Linked DNA regions of Homo sapiens: regions 1 and 3 are each linked to region 2. Evidence: chromatin contacts called from ENCODE Hi-C or POLR2A ChIA-PET data. All regions are on one chromosome and are shown on one strand. Each heading gives the region's core, a stretch centred on a gene start or an enhancer-like site at or near the end of the contact. The rest is flanking DNA. Distances are from core to core; before and after follow the strand shown. Region 1 overlaps LOC105377733 (a long non-coding RNA gene). Region 2 overlaps LOC105377732 (a long non-coding RNA gene). Region 3 holds the start of LINC02995 (long intergenic non-protein coding RNA 2995).

Region 1 (4,501 bases), core at 1,488-3,987, 100 kb before region 2:
GTAACTTACTCTTTTTTTTTTTTTTTTTTTGTGATCAGTCTCACTCTGTCGCCCAGGCTGGAGTGCGGTGGCGTGATCTCGGCTCACTGCAACATCCATCTCCTGGGTTCAAGCGATTCTCCTGCCTCAGCCTCCCAAGTAGCTGAGATTACAGGTGCGCGCCACCACACCCAGCTAATTTTTGTATTTTTTGTAGAGACGGGGTTTCACCATGTTGGCCAGGCTGGTCCTGAACTCCTGACCTCAGGTGATCCTCCTACCTCAGCCTCCCAAAGTGCTGGGATTACAGGTGTGAGCCACTGCGCCTGGCCAAGACTTAGTAACTTATTTCCAATAAACAGAGTAAAGTGGGACTGATCATGCAGACCTCAGGGACTAGGTGCTGAAAAGCCAGGTGAGGCCGATTTCAAAATCCACACTAATGACCCTGCGCCACCCCGCATCTCTTTGTAGAACATTTATTTACATTCCTTGAGATTGCTTGAATTCTTTCCCCTCTGTCTTCTCACTAAGAACTCTGCCAGTGCTCCCCCTGCCCCCCATACACACACATGCTTTTAAAAATGCCCTTTATTATTGTTCTTTCCTGAAACTTAGTGTCTACATATTTCACTAGGGAGACTCAGAAAGCCCTTAGAGGAGTTGAATGCAGGAACTGTGAATTTAAAGTTTCTTCAAGACTCTTCCTCGTTCTCTTTCCCCTGGGTCTAGATGTGCAGCGATTCTGCCTGGCGACCTTCCTTCTCTCTCCGCATTCCCCGCCCCTCCGGAGCTCCATCTCTTCTGGCCAGAGTCCCGCATTCTCTCAGCCCCATTCCCCCTGGAAAGTGTGGAGTCTCCCTTGATATTGACACCCGTCATGGGGCTGTGCAGCTGTTCCCATGCAGCCAGCCTGAAGGCCTTCCAGACAGTGCTTGCATTCACCCACCCTCTGCATGGCACAGCCTGGCAGCTCCACAGGGCCTGGCACCCCAGGACTGTGGCTGAGGGTGGGGGTGCAAACTGGCATCTATGCTTCTTCTCCACCCCCACTCCTGACTCCCTAAATGTCTAGTAATTGAGAGTTAATAGCTAAGAAAGACAAGTACTTCCTTCCTGTGATCTAGAATGAACTGGGGGTGGGAGTGGGAAGATATTACATCTTTTTTTTTTCTTTGTGGTTGTAGATAACTATTCTCATCATATTATTTAGGTCTCATTTTGTTTGAGTGGCATAAATCCAATTCCGATTGGATTTGGCAGAAAGGGGAGTTTAATAACAGGGTATCAGGGTAAGCTCTAAGTAAGCTGAAGAAAGAGCAGGGATGCTGCCAGATGGGGTCGCCATGTACAGTTGTGCAGGCTGCATGCTGCACAACCCCAATGGCCACTATCTCACAGTGGCCAGATGAAGGGCACTTCCTGGAGCTATGCAGGATACAACTTGTCTAGCTATTCTGTGTCTCTACTCCAGGCTTCAGAAATAACTGAAAGCAGGGTCTCAAATGCTACCAAGACCCTGTCTGCATCTCTGAAATCAGCTTCTCCCTGGGTACTGGCGAAATCCCTCTCCCTGAAGAATGGTTTCATTTGGCTTAGCCTGAATCCAATTCCCATCCTGGACCCATTGTCTCTGCCTAGCAGGAGGCAAGAGATTTAAGAGCCTGGCCTCTGGGAATTTAAAGCTTTCAACCTCTACTTACTTGTCTTTATTTTCGGAACCTCCAGAGCCTTTCAGGCGCTAAGTAGCCAACAGTAGATGGGATGATGTGGAAGTAAAATTGCTACAACTCAGGAGTGGGTGTGAATTCAGCTAACCTCCTCCAGGACGTTCATCTGATGGGGCCTGAAGAGTTTTGGCAAAGTGGGAGCTACTCACCTATTTTGAGTATTCGGGGGGACCTTGTGATCCTTGCGCAGACATCTCCCAAGCTCCCTGTCTTGAAAGCAAAAGACACCAATTATCCCAAAGTAAGTGCCCAAGTAAGTGAGAGATGCTTGGGAACTGCCTCTCTCAAGGGGTCAGAGAGAAGAAACAACACTCTGGTTATGGTAAAGTTCTCTTTCTTCTGCCCGCTCCTGTTTTGTTTCTCCCCCAAGACAAGTTAGGCCGATGCACCCCTCTTGCCCTTTCTAGCCCCGATAGGACCCTCTTCATTCCTTTTAGAACCCCCAGCCTTTCACCCCAACTCCGATCAGCCACCGTGGCTCAGTAGTTTGAACATTAAAGCCAGGGAGAGACTCTCTGGGTGTCATGAAATCAAGGGGTTACCCTGAAAGGGCCAGGGGCGGGAGGTGTGTGGAATGAGGGAAAACAAATACAGCTGCCACGTGCCCTAAATGTTCTTGGATCATTTAATCCACACCTAACAAGGGAGTGCACGACTATTAATGACCAAAATAAATAGTAATCAATTATGATGATGGTAATTATGCTTTTGAAATTAGTCTGGGAAAGGATGACCGAGGCAATTTTTTATTCCAGCTCGGGAAAATGGGACGCCAGCTGGGGCTAATAAGAGCTTTCATTAAGACACTGAGATTCATCCAGGGCTGCGAAGAAAGCCCTCTCTGTCCCGAGGCCCGGCCTGGCCCTGACATGCCTTCTGCTTTTTAACAAGAACTGAAAGGTGGCGAGACAGTTCTTGCCTTGGCAGGGGGCGAAGTCGGCCTCTGAAAAGGCAGTGATTATTCTCCACGGCGCAGCGTGGGGAGTTTCGTTTCTTTGGCCTCCGGTCTCCACACGCTGGGGTTCCAGCACGGGTGATGTGTGCCTGGAGCCGATGGCGCCCGCGGGCTGCGGATGACCCCGGGCAGAGGGTCTGGCAAGGCAGGACGCGCCGGGCAGTTCGCAGGGACTGGCTGGGCAGGGAGACAGAGGGAGGAAAAAAAATGTGGTTTCTGTAAAAGGGGCTGTGTGTCCTTCCTCGCCTCGGGTTGCCCCAAGAGCTGCTGCCGAGATGGTCACTAATATTTACCTGCCAGCCCTTCCATCCCAGAGAGCATATTTACCCAGGCACAGGCAGCCCCGCCTCTTCACTCTGCTCCTGCATGCCCGGCGCCCTTGGGTCTTTCATGGAAGTCCTCTGCTGCTGGCTCCTGCCTCAGTTTCCCTCTCTGCCTCACTCTTTTTCTCTCTCTGTCTCTCTGCCTCTTTCTCTGCTTCTCTCTTGCTATTTAGAAACTAAAGAAGGCTTCTCACTTAGCCACCCAGTAGCACAGTCAACAGTTGTAGGGTTGGTGGGAGTAAAATCCCCTTCTCCCTCTTTTTAGTCCTGATAGAGACAATGAACAGGAGGCTCACCATCTAAACATAGATCCCAGTCTCAGCTTAATTCGAAGGCTCTCAGTCAAGAGTGAGTCCCCTTCCTTGGTCCCCCTACCCCAGGGACGTGGGAATTTTGCTTGTCATAACTGGGGTGGCAGATGCTACTGGCATCTAGTGGATAGAGAGGGATGCTGCTAGACACCCCACGATGCACACAACGAAGTATTAGCCCACGCAGAATGTCAATAGTGCAGGCTTAAGGGCTAAGTAAGCATCTAATCACCCCCTCACAGGCTGGCCTCCTGGAAGACTGTGTTGGGGGTGTGAGATCCTGAAGGCAACGTCCATAGCAGAGATCTCAGGAAGAAAACAGGGCCAGCCAGAGGCCTGGCCGCAGCCAGCGAAGTCAGCCAAGACAGTGACTCTGTCCCCTGGGAACAACACTGGCCAGTCAGATTAGCAGCTCCAGAGAAACTAAGGCATGTTTCCAGGGAAACTAAGGTAACAAGAGAAGATTGCAGAAGCTCTCTTCCTAACACCTCTGCAGGAGGTAGGAAGCTCCTCTTGTGTGGAAGAGAAGGACTTAGGGAGAGGAGAAAAGGGGGTTCCTTTCTAAGCCAGTTCAGGCTGATGTATGCTCAGAGTCTGGTGGACTCAGGAGACCCTCCCACGTGGCTCAGCGATGGCCTGGAGCTGGGAACAATCCTGAAAACATTGCCCTGTTCTCAACATTTATTTGGCAGCGGTATGTAAGGCTTGTGCCAGGTGGTCTGCCAGCTCTAATTCCATCCATAGGACAGGCTGCAAGATTTTCATTTCCACTTTACAGATGAGGCAACCATGGCTCAGGAAGATTAAGTGTCTTGACTTGAGGCCATTCGGCAAGCTGTGGGGGAGGTGGGGTAGGAACTGAGTCTCACATGAGATCACTCGGAGCCTCCCTGTAATCTGTATCTAAGGACTAGAGACCCAGAGGGGACTAGAGACAACAACATTGGTGGGTGGACTGAAGTGTGAGGCAGCAAAGTGAGCTCTAAAAGAGCCTAGGTGCTCTGGTCCAGGAAGATCTCGGCTGAGAGCAGCGAGGTCCAAGGTCTGAACTACATGAGGATCGTGGAGAGAGTGGACACAAACTCCATCACCAAATCTCCCATATCACAAATCTAAGTTGCACCCTTTGAATCTTTGACTAGGTCTCTGAGAGAGTAATCTTGTAGAACTCTTCAACTCAAAATCACTGTCAAAAATAGAGCT
Region 2 (5,063 bases), core at 1,173-3,672:
GCCAGTTTCCCCAAGAACCGAGTGAGACAGAGATAGAGAGAGAGAGATAGAGATAGAGAGAGAGAGCAGGAAGCTTCAGTGCCTTTTATAATCTAGTCTCTGAAGTCATACCCCATCATTTTCACTTAATTCTATTTGTTAGAAATGAGTCACCAAGGTCACACGCAAGGGAAACGGCATTAGGCTTCACATTTTGCAGCAAATGTCAAAGAGTTCTGACACCACCCACGACATCATCTCTGTTGCATCCTATTGGTTATAAGTGAGTCCCAGCACAGATTCAAGGGGAGAGGACATACATCCCACCTCCAGTGGGAGGAATGTCCAAGGATTTTCAGACAAGGACTTAGATACAGTGTCTTAGCTCAGATTTCTATAACAAACTGCCATAGGCTGGGCGACTTAAACAAGAGGAATTTATCTCTCACAGTCTGGAGGCTAGAAAAATCCAAGATCAAGGTGCTGGAAGATTCCTTTCCTGGCTTGCAAATAGCCACCTTCTTGCTATGTCCTCATCTGTCAGAGACAGTGTGCAGGCACTCTGGTATTTCTTCCTCTTTTCAGAAGGGCACTAATCCCATTATGGAGACCCTTACCCGCATGACCTCACATAACCCTAATTACCTCCCAAAGACCTCCCTTCCAAATACCGTCGCATGACGGGGAGGGTTAGCGTTTTCACATATGAGATGGGGGGAACATAAACACTCAGTCCATAACCTTCCATGCCGGGCCCTTCAAAATGTGTGTCCTTCTCACATTCAAAATTCATTCAATCCCAACAGCCCCAACAGACTTCACTGGTTCTAGCATCAACTCTAAAGTCCCAAGTCTCATCTAAATATCATAGAAGTCAGATATCTACATCATAAAGAGTTTATTCCAGGAGAAACAAAAGGGGAGAGTGAGACAAGGAAGGGAGAAGAGCCAGCAAGGGATAGATTACAGCTTGGAGCTCCGTCCTGCTGGGGGTTCTTCAGAATCCACGTGGAACATGGCTCAGCCTAGGCCCATTAGAGGATGGGGGACTGGGCAATTATCCATCTACTCTCATCCCCAACTAGTTGAGGTTTTCCCCTGGAAGCGTTAACACCCCCAGAGAAAGCCCTTAAGCAGCTGGAGATGGGACTCTGTCAGTGAATTGAAAACTGTTGCCCACTACCTCAAGTGAACTCAGGTAGCCCAGGGTGGATATAGAAAAAGCACCAACAGCATCTGCTATGGAATGTGAGATCAAGGAGTGCCTTCCAAAATAAATGTTTTTTATTGATCAGGTAAAGGGCTTGTGATAACAGGTCACTGTGACTCGGCAAACAGATTCTGTGATAGTCACATAGGCATGCAAAAATACTCACAGGTTCTCAGGCTATGGAAGACTCTGATTCACCCATTCAGTGAATATATACTCAACAGCTACCACAAGCCAAGAACCGTGCTAGGCTCTGGGGTTACAATAATGGACAAAACAGATGAGTTTTCCGACCTCACAGGGCTTATAGGCTAGAGGATTAGAGCGGCATTAATCAAATAATCACACAACATGATAAATACTAATTTGACAGCTGGTATGAAGGTGCATTTTCTGCAGAGAAGGCCCTTGACAGGGCTATAGAAGCCACCGTGTATGTTCCCCAGGGCATGGTGAGAAAGCAGTGGATGGTGTTGGAAGCAGTTTTGAGCATGTGCTGGGTAATACCTTCACAGAGAAGCTTCCTCGCCCTTTCAAGAAGTCTCTTGGGGAGATAGGGAGCTTTCTACTAGTTTGACAGAATGAGAATTTCTCTCTGAAGCTGGGCTTTTATAAGGAAGGGTCGATATCACTTCAGCATAGATCTAGTCATTGAAATAATAGTACTTGAAAGAAAGAAATACAACCAACACCCGAAGGATGGTGAATTGCAAAGAGAAACAAGTCTGGGTTTTCTTGATGACATTGCTGAGCTTTTTCGCTAGCCTTAGTCTCCTCACCCTCGAACTTCTTGTGATGTGAGCTCATTAAAAGTCTTTATTGCTTCATCCACTCTAAATCAAGTTTTCAGTTACTTGCAACCAAAAACATCCCTGACACACCATATATTTCATATTTTTCCACAGTTCTTCATGAGAACTCTTATTGTTCCCATGCTAGGTGAAGGAAACTGATACCCATATAAGTGAACTATCCAAGGTCACACAATGAATAAAGCTGGAATTGGGATGCAGGCCTTCTCATTGCAGCTCCTCTGAATTTGCTCTAGTGCAGTATACTACAGCACAACACAACACAAGCCCCTTTTCTCCCCACTAGGTCTTTGCCACATGTTGTCACCTTACAGAGCTATTTTTAGTCCCCAGATGCCATGAGGCACGGGATTCCTAACTGCCACCTCCTAGCTCAGTGCCATTGACATGATGTGTCAGCGTAGTGGCCTTTCCTGTAATTGCGCAAGTCCAGAGTTTCCACGGACATCCTTTTTGTTTTTTGCGTCCTTGCCTTGACAATTTGTACTGCTCTCTTCCTCCTTTGGCCATTCTTGTTTAACTGTTTCCCTAGAACTTTTATTATGTCACCACATACACACATTCTTGCAATATTTAAAAGAGTGGTTATGAAAATTGTGTGATAACATTAGGATATTACATGTTAAGTGCAAAGTAGGATACAAATTGCTTGCACAAAGATATGAAAAAACACATATGCACATTAAAAATTAAAACAAAAACACTAGAATGTTTGCTATGATTGTGGTGGTGTGGTGAGACGTGGGTAATTTTTTTTTTTTTTGATTTTCCAAATTTTCTGTTATGTGCATATAATGAAAAAAATAGGTTAGGATGTTTTTTAAAATATGTCATTGTTTATCTGGCCCATCTCCTGGGAGGCAGCATAGCAGAGCATGCTAGTTAACAGCGTGCACTCTGGAGCTTGATTGCCTGAGTTCAAATCCCAGCCCAACCACTTAATAGGTGCATAGCTCTCAGCAAGATCTGTAACTATTCTGTACCTCAGTTTACCCATCTGTAAAAGGGGCAATATCCCATCCACCTGTCTCATAAGGTGACTCTGAGGATCAAGTAAGTTAGCAATTGTAAAGCCCTTGGCATGGTGTCTAGTACAGGAAGAGTGTTATGTGTTTGTTGAATATAAGCCATTTTATTGTGCCTTACCCATTGTGGAGCTTCTTGGAAGGGACTGTGATGCAGAAGTGAGACAGACCTCTGTGTTTTTCAGATGGACACAACTGGTGAAAGTGCAAAGAGATGACTTGTGCTCAACATGAAGACTCTTTTAACCTCAGAGTCAAGCAGGCTGGAGAGGAGCTCCTTAGCAATTCACCACTGGATGGTTGTGTCACAGACTCCTCGGATACTTGACATCTCATGAAGCATCCTCACATAAGGCCACTGGCAGAAATCAAGTGAAGGGAAGACGACCAAACCTCCACCAGTATAGAGAGGCCCCTAACAGGCCTTCCTCCACTGAAATAGGATGAAGTCCTCTAGTGGCCAGGGGGTGACAATACAACTCCTCTTCCAAGTCCTTACACAGGATGCCCCTCCGTTGCTGGCGACCTCTAGTTGGGTTTGTTTTTGTCAAGCGTGTCAGGAGAGAATGCAGGGCTCCTTCTATCCCCTTGCTGAGACTGAAAGAGTCAAAATACATTTCCTAAGACCAAGTATCTGCATGTTTGTCGTATGAGCCCACTTTACAAAGCTGATCTCTAGAAAGGAGTCCCTCACTGGCACATTGGGTCATATGGGCCGCTTGTGTACACATGACCTCTGCTTGGAGGACAGGGCTTTCTCAAAAGGATGGCTTAGAATGTGTTTCAGATGGGTGGGACCTGAATCCAGCTCCTCTCATTTCAATCCCTTCACTTTGCAAATGGAGAAAATTCCCCGTTAATTCTAAATATTCCCCAGCAATTTTTAGACTAGTGTCTGGAACAGGGTGGGTGGATCATAAATACTTTATGGGAATTTGGTGTCACTTTCTGTCCTCTTGATGACTTTAGCAGTGGGCCTCATCAAAAGGCTCACTGATGATACATCAACGGCTCTGTCTTTCTCAACTTGGCACTGGTAAAATACCCAAGAACACAGAATGCTGCATTAGGAAGAATCCCCCTTTACTTTCATATTTTATATATTATCCGATGGCTGGGAGAAAGAGAAAAAACAGGTAGGAGAAGAAAGAAGAAACAGACAAAAAATAGAATAGTCTAGCTCAGGGTTCTGCAAAGGGGCGGTTGGTAAGGATTTTATGCTTTGCAGGTCATGCAATGCTGTCGTGACTACTCAACTCAGCCATTGTAACAGGAAAGCTGTAATAGATGACACGTAAATAAATTGGGTGTGGCTGGATTCCAAGAAAACCGTATTACAAAACAATCAGTGGGCTGGATGTGGCCTGCCCACCCCTCATCCAATGCAAGAATGATAACATTCCCCATCCTTCATACATGGCAGAAATGGTTAATCGATCGTGGTGTCAATTAACTGCCTGAGTTAAAAACCCTGTTCCAGGCCCTTAGTAAGTGTACACCTTCAGGAAATTTGCTCAATATTTCCAAGCTTCAGTTTTCTCATCTTTAAAATGGAGCTCATAATGCTGTGAACCTCAAAGAACTCCTGTGAGAATTGAGTAAGACTGTTGGAAGAAGCTTAGTATGGGTGACTTGTACTTAACAAGCACACTGTAAATGCCAGCTACCTTCATCATCATCTTTGTTGTCATCATCATCATCTGCCTCAATTGACTGACAGATGCACGAGCATTAAATGAGGTAAAGGACATGCAAGTGCCTTGAGATGACCCCGATTATGCAAATAAAAAGTATCTTTCACTGAAATGCTCAAATGCCTTACACTATCCCATCCACTTACTTCCCCTTGCTGAAGTGCCAGGGAAAGCTAGATATGTCCTTCTTGTGCTAATGGAATAGTTAGGGAAACCGAGGCACTTGAAAGCTCAGGAGAGTCACTAAAGGCAGCAACTTACTGACTTGGTGACTAAGCTGCATCTACAGCCAGGTTTCCACATTCTTTGCCCACTTTTCTGTCTCCTACCAGCATCTTTGAGT
Region 3 (5,059 bases), core at 26-2,525, 130 kb before region 2:
CAGCTGTGGAGTATGCACAGGTTACATTCCAATAAATACTGTTAGATTTTATTCCCAAGAGGTTGAAACTTTCCCATTCCCAGCAGTTGTGTTAGTGTGCCCATCCCCCTTGGTGCCATCGAGGGCATGCAGGCAGAAGGAACAGCCTGTGGAGAGGGGCGTGGATATGGTTTGGGGAATGGCAAGAAGTCCAGTGAGGCTGAAGGTTGGGTTGTAGTTGCTGGTTGCGAATGTAATCTATTTTATGCTCTGCAAATTTGATACACGATACCACGATATTTCATTGTAGTTTTTGTTTGCATTTCCCCAATTACCAGGAAGCAATATCATCTTTTTGTGTGTTTATGAGCCATTTGTGTTTTTTCTTCTGTAAACTTTATGTTCATATTTTTACACTTTCCCAATGGGATGTTTATCTTCTTGGTTTGTAGGTGCTCTAGTATTATGGGATGTTAGTCTTTTGTCAGTTACATTTGCACGAATATTATCTCATGGCGTGTTGCTCTTACAAACTCAAGTTTTTAGATAGTAACCTGGATTGTCAAATGCGACAAGACGGTTTCTCAGTCACAGCTGTGGAATGTGTAACGAGACAACCTCTCTGAAGGGCAGCTTGGTAATAGATACCAAATGTGCTTTAAATCGTGTACACTTGCTGATGCTGGTATTCTATATCCATCCTAAGGAAAGATCAGGGATAAAGACAGCAAGTTAGCTCTGAAGATGGTCATTCCAGTTTTGTTAATGATGTAACAATTTGAGAACCTTTACATGTCCAGTAATAGCGCATTGGAAAAATCAATTACATCTTAATCACTGGCAGGAATATAATGTTACCATGAAAAAAGATGCAATAAAACTGTGTTTTTGACTGTACTAGTAAATGAAAAAATTGATAGCATGAAAGATTTTGTCCAGTATTATTCCATTTTTGTAAAAATGTTTAAAGTTCAGGCTGATAAGATATACCCCAAAATGTTGATAATGATTTTTCTCTGCATGGAGCTATTATGGGGTAATCTTTACTGTCTTATTTTTGCTACTCTAAATTTTTTTTAAATTTCTACAAATAATATTAATTACTTTTATAATAAATATATATTTTTAAAATTATACATACATATATATATACACACACGTATGCATATATTTATACCTAATTTTTTCTTTTGACTATTGGTGGTAGACAGCTCCCAGATGATCCACAGGCCCTCAGTGAAACTTACCTCCTGTTATTCATGCTTTTGTGTCCTCTTTTCTCAAACTGAATCAGAGCTGGTCAGTGTTACCAGTAGAATACTGCAGAAGTGATGGTGTGTCACATCCAAGGCTAAGTCATAAGGGCATTGTGACTTCAACCTTTGCTCTTGGATCACTTGCCCTGGGGAAGCAGCTACCATGTTGTGAGGCTGCTCAAGTAGCCTTGTGGAGAGGTCCACCTGGAGAGAAAACAAGGCCTTTGCCGCAGCCGGCACCAACTTGCCAACCATCTGAGTCAGCCACCTTGGAAGTGGATCCTCCAGCCTCATTCCAGCCTTCAGATGACCACTGTCCCAGCTCATATCTAGACTGCAACCTCATGAGAGACCTGGAGCCAGAACACCCAGCTAAGCTGTTCCTGAATTCCCGACTCACAGAGACTGTGAAAGATAATATATGTTTGTGTCTGTTTTAAGTCACTAAGTTTTGGCTGTTGCCTAACAGTAGATAGCTGATATAAAGCTTAGTACCAGAAGTGGGGTGCTGATGGAACATAAACCTACCAATGTGGGAGCGTCTTTGGAACTGAGCAGAGGGCAGAAGCTGAAAGGACTTTGAAGAAAGTGTCAGAGAAAGCCTAAAGGGCACTGGAGAAGCCAGTAGTGGGAGGAGAATGTTGGTGAGGGTTTATAGGAAAGTGAGAACAATGCATTAGAGACTGGAAGAAAGGTGATTCTTGTTATGGAGAGGCAGAAATTAAGCAACACTGCAACAAGATGGAAAGCTCATAAATTGAATGATCTAGCTAAGGAGACTTTTAGGCAAGCCCAGATATTGGGCTCTTCCACTAAGAGTATCTTGCTACAAATATAAAAGAACCAGAAAATGCAGCCCTGCCCTTGGCCTTGGCCTCTGGGCGCCATCTCACTCAGTAGCATGAACTGTGCCCACTGGCCTCCTTGCAAGTGACTGATGCAGAAGGTGGAGAGTTGTCATGCTTGCTGGTTCCCAGGATGGTTCTCAGAAAGCTTGGAACTGAGGTGGAATCATGTTCGTGTTCCTCCCAGAGTATAGAGCAGTTAGACTCTCGGTACATTTCTGGAGAGAGATGGGGGTGAAGAGTGCTCAAGGGAAGAATTGAATCAATGCTCCCAGCACTCCACCCTGCCCATGGGAAGTCAGGTTGCACAGAGGCTAACCTGAAAACTCAGTCACAATGCTCCCTGGATCTGATCATATTTAGGGTATACTTTGGGGTGCCTGGGCCCCTCAGCAGGTGGGTCTGGACAGAGGCTGCACACTGCAGGTTCCTCCCATGTTTTTCTTCCTAAGGATGGAACCACTCACATGCATGATACTCACACACATGACACTCACACGCATGCCGTCTCTCCTTGGGATACCTGACGGTCTGAGCTTTAAAGTAATTTACCTTTATTTACCTGTAATGAACATTCGTCCCGCTTTCTTCTTGTCCAGTGCTTCAAACATCTTTTCTTTGGGGAGCTCCTGCCTCCTCAGTCCCTGACTGTCTAGAGGAGCCAGAAACTCTATTTCTCAGACAGGAGGGTGCAGGCATGTGACCAAACTCACCATACAGATGTACCTGCACCAGACTCAGATTCAGAGCCAGGGGCTCCAGGACGAAGCAAGGTCCCATGGGCTCCACCCTGGCGGGGAGGCGACATTGGAAGCCCCTTTGCAGTTGCCCTACTCAGGGCAGGCTGCCGTGTTGTTTCCTGGAGCTGCTCTGCAGTAGGTGGCACGTTTGGGCCATATTCTAGAGCCCAGTTCCCAGGTCATTCAAAAGATGCTGGGGCCCCCAAGTAGCCAGTGATAAATCCCATTTCTGCTTAAACTCAATACAAGTGGTTTCTGTTGTTTGCAACCAAGCCTGCCTGAGGCCTTCTACTGGCGCTGCACCTTTGCAAGGGAGACATTTGGTGTGATATATAACAGCAACTTTGGGACGAATTCCACTCTACCAGACACAGCTGGGAGCAGAACAATCCCAGATACCTCTTCGGGTAAATGGACCCCTAACTAGGGAAATGCATTTTTTAATGTGCTTTTTAAATCACTTGGAATGCCCTGACCTCCCCACCTCCTCCTCTGTCCCACTCGGGTCCACCCTCCACATCACGGCCAGTGTGATCTTTCTCCACAATGATCTGGTGGTGCTACTCCCCATGTGACACCTGCGCTGGGTGTCTCTGTCCCCACCCCATCTTCCTCCTCCCTGCTGTGCCCACCCAGCCATGCCATGGGGACAATCACTCTTGCTCTCTGGCTTCAAGTGGGGTTTGGCCAATGGGAGCATGGGCAGGCCCTCACAGGGCAGGAAGAATGGACTTGGACATCTGTTACCCCCGGTCCTTCCCTGCCAGGTTACCACAGGTAGGCTGTGTCCCTTTACTGCAGACTCATATGTGCTTCTCCACACAGCCACCCTCTCTGGGTTCTGATAGCCACTCCCTGGCCTCCTCTCTTCGGGTCTAGGGGTAGGCACAGCTCCCCAAAGAGACAGTAGCACCTCACAGCTGTGTCAGTCCCAGGCATGCTCCATGCTCTGCTGGCTTCCCTAACCCCGTCCACCCCTTTGCAGACAGCGTCTTTATCAACCCACACTTCAGTTACCCATCTTAGTGTGTCATCTGTGTCCTGTTAGGGCCCTGGCTGAGACAACAGCCTTCACTCAATGTTTAGGTTTTGTGCAAGACGCAATTCCTTCAGGACTAAGCTGAGATTTCAAGACCCTATGAGATCTGGCCCCTGCCAGCCTTTCCTGCTCATCTGTCCTTCCCTGACTATGCCAGGCTTTCTCCCTCCCTGCCTTTGCCACTCCACCAAGGCCCTCACCCAGGAGCACCCTCACTCTTCTGGCCTGCCGCTGCAGAGATGTCTGCTCTAGGCAGCTGTGCAGGCCAACTAATGCCCACCACAAAATGTCCATGTCCCAATCCCTGGAACTCAGGAATGCTACCTTCTATGACAAAAGGAACTTTGCAGGTGTGGGTAAGGATGTGGAGATGGCAAGAGTGTCCTAGATTATCCAGATGGGCCTTAAATGTCATCACAAGTGTCCATAATGAGGGAGGCTGACGGGCATTTGAGTGCAGCAGGGAAGGCCGTGTGATGTTGGGTGCAGAGGTTGCAGGGGTGCATTTTGAAGAAGGAGAAGGGGGCTGCAGGCAAGGATGCAGGCAGCCTCCCAAAGCTGAACAGGGCCAGGAAGCGATTCTCCCCTGGAGCCTCCGGAAAAGACCAGCTCAGATGACACCTATAGCCAGGGAAACTGATTTCACACTTAACGACCTTCAGTGTCATAAGAGAATACATTTATGTTGTTTTAAGCCACTAAGGTAGTGGTAATCTGTTACAACAGCCATGAGAAACTAATCAGATGCCTTTCCCAATCCCAGACTGGGCAGGCGGACCCCTCTGAGTTTCTGCCACCCGTACTCACTCTGAGTGGCACCTGTCAATCCGTATCAGACCTGCAGTTTACCTGTTGATCTTGCCACCAGATCCCGAGGCAGGGGTTGTGCCTTTTCATGTCTGTTTCACCAGCACCTGCAGAGAGCCCAGCACGCGGTGTGGCATAAATGAAAAGTTGAAGGACAAATTGCATACTTGGCATTGTCACTCACCAACTGAAATTCCACAAAGCAGGGATGCTTACTTATGATTTTCAGGAATCTAATAAACTCTTCCTGGTGACCCATCAGACACCAAAGTGGGCTCCTTGGACACTGGTTGTCGGTTTTCTACGATGCTCCACTGGGACTGAGTCAGAGCTGGACTCCTGTCCTCCTGTGACTGAATTAATTCCTCTGATACAGCCCCCATCCTCAGGGTC

The links. A loop is a pair of places that touch in the nucleus more often than their neighbours do. ChIA-PET counts read pairs that join two places held with the same protein, here RNA polymerase II (POLR2A). Pooled maps may share reads with other maps.
Region 1: a map of posterior vena cava shows a loop between it and region 2 (2.1-fold over the local background). The contact joins two enhancer-like sites. A Hi-C loop is called at or near these places in 4 of 168 maps with a recorded cell type or tissue (GM11168, PC-3, aorta and 1 more), 1 of 37 single-sample maps with no recorded cell type and 4 of 50 pooled maps. POLR2A ChIA-PET finds 5 or more read pairs at or near these places in 2 of 52 experiments (MCF 10A and Panc1).
Region 3: a map of HepG2 shows a loop between it and region 2 (2.8-fold over the local background). The contact joins the promoter of LINC02995 here to the enhancer-like site in region 2. A Hi-C loop is called at or near these places in 27 of 168 maps with a recorded cell type or tissue (Calu3, GM12878, GM13976 and 21 more), 31 of 37 single-sample maps with no recorded cell type and 30 of 50 pooled maps.

What each region holds. Positions count from the first base shown.
Region 1 is chr5:173,553,672-173,558,172 of GRCh38, reverse strand. LOC105377733 (a long non-coding RNA gene) reads right to left here. Exons shown (of 3, transcript XR_941247.2): 3 at 2,640-2,841. Among named protein-coding and RNA genes, the nearest start is that of LINC02995, 24 kb to the left of the region's middle. RefSeq lists an enhancer at 1,152-1,880. Within about 2 kb of position 2,737, at least 4 of the 41 ENCODE cell types and tissues checked have a DNase peak (open chromatin) inside an H3K27ac peak, as active enhancers do.
Region 2 is chr5:173,449,635-173,454,697 of GRCh38, reverse strand. The region is part of intron 3 of LOC105377732 (a long non-coding RNA gene); the gene reads right to left. Among named protein-coding and RNA genes, the nearest start is that of MIR8056, 100 kb to the right of the region's middle. Within about 2 kb of position 2,422, at least 11 of the 41 ENCODE cell types and tissues checked have a DNase peak (open chromatin) inside an H3K27ac peak, as active enhancers do; they include HCT116, IMR-90, PC-3 and 4 more, where a contact is called at or near this core.
Region 3 is chr5:173,575,850-173,580,908 of GRCh38, reverse strand. LINC02995 (long intergenic non-protein coding RNA 2995) reads right to left here and starts at 1,275. Exons shown (of 4, transcript NR_027108.2): 1 at 1,227-1,275; 2 at 534-680.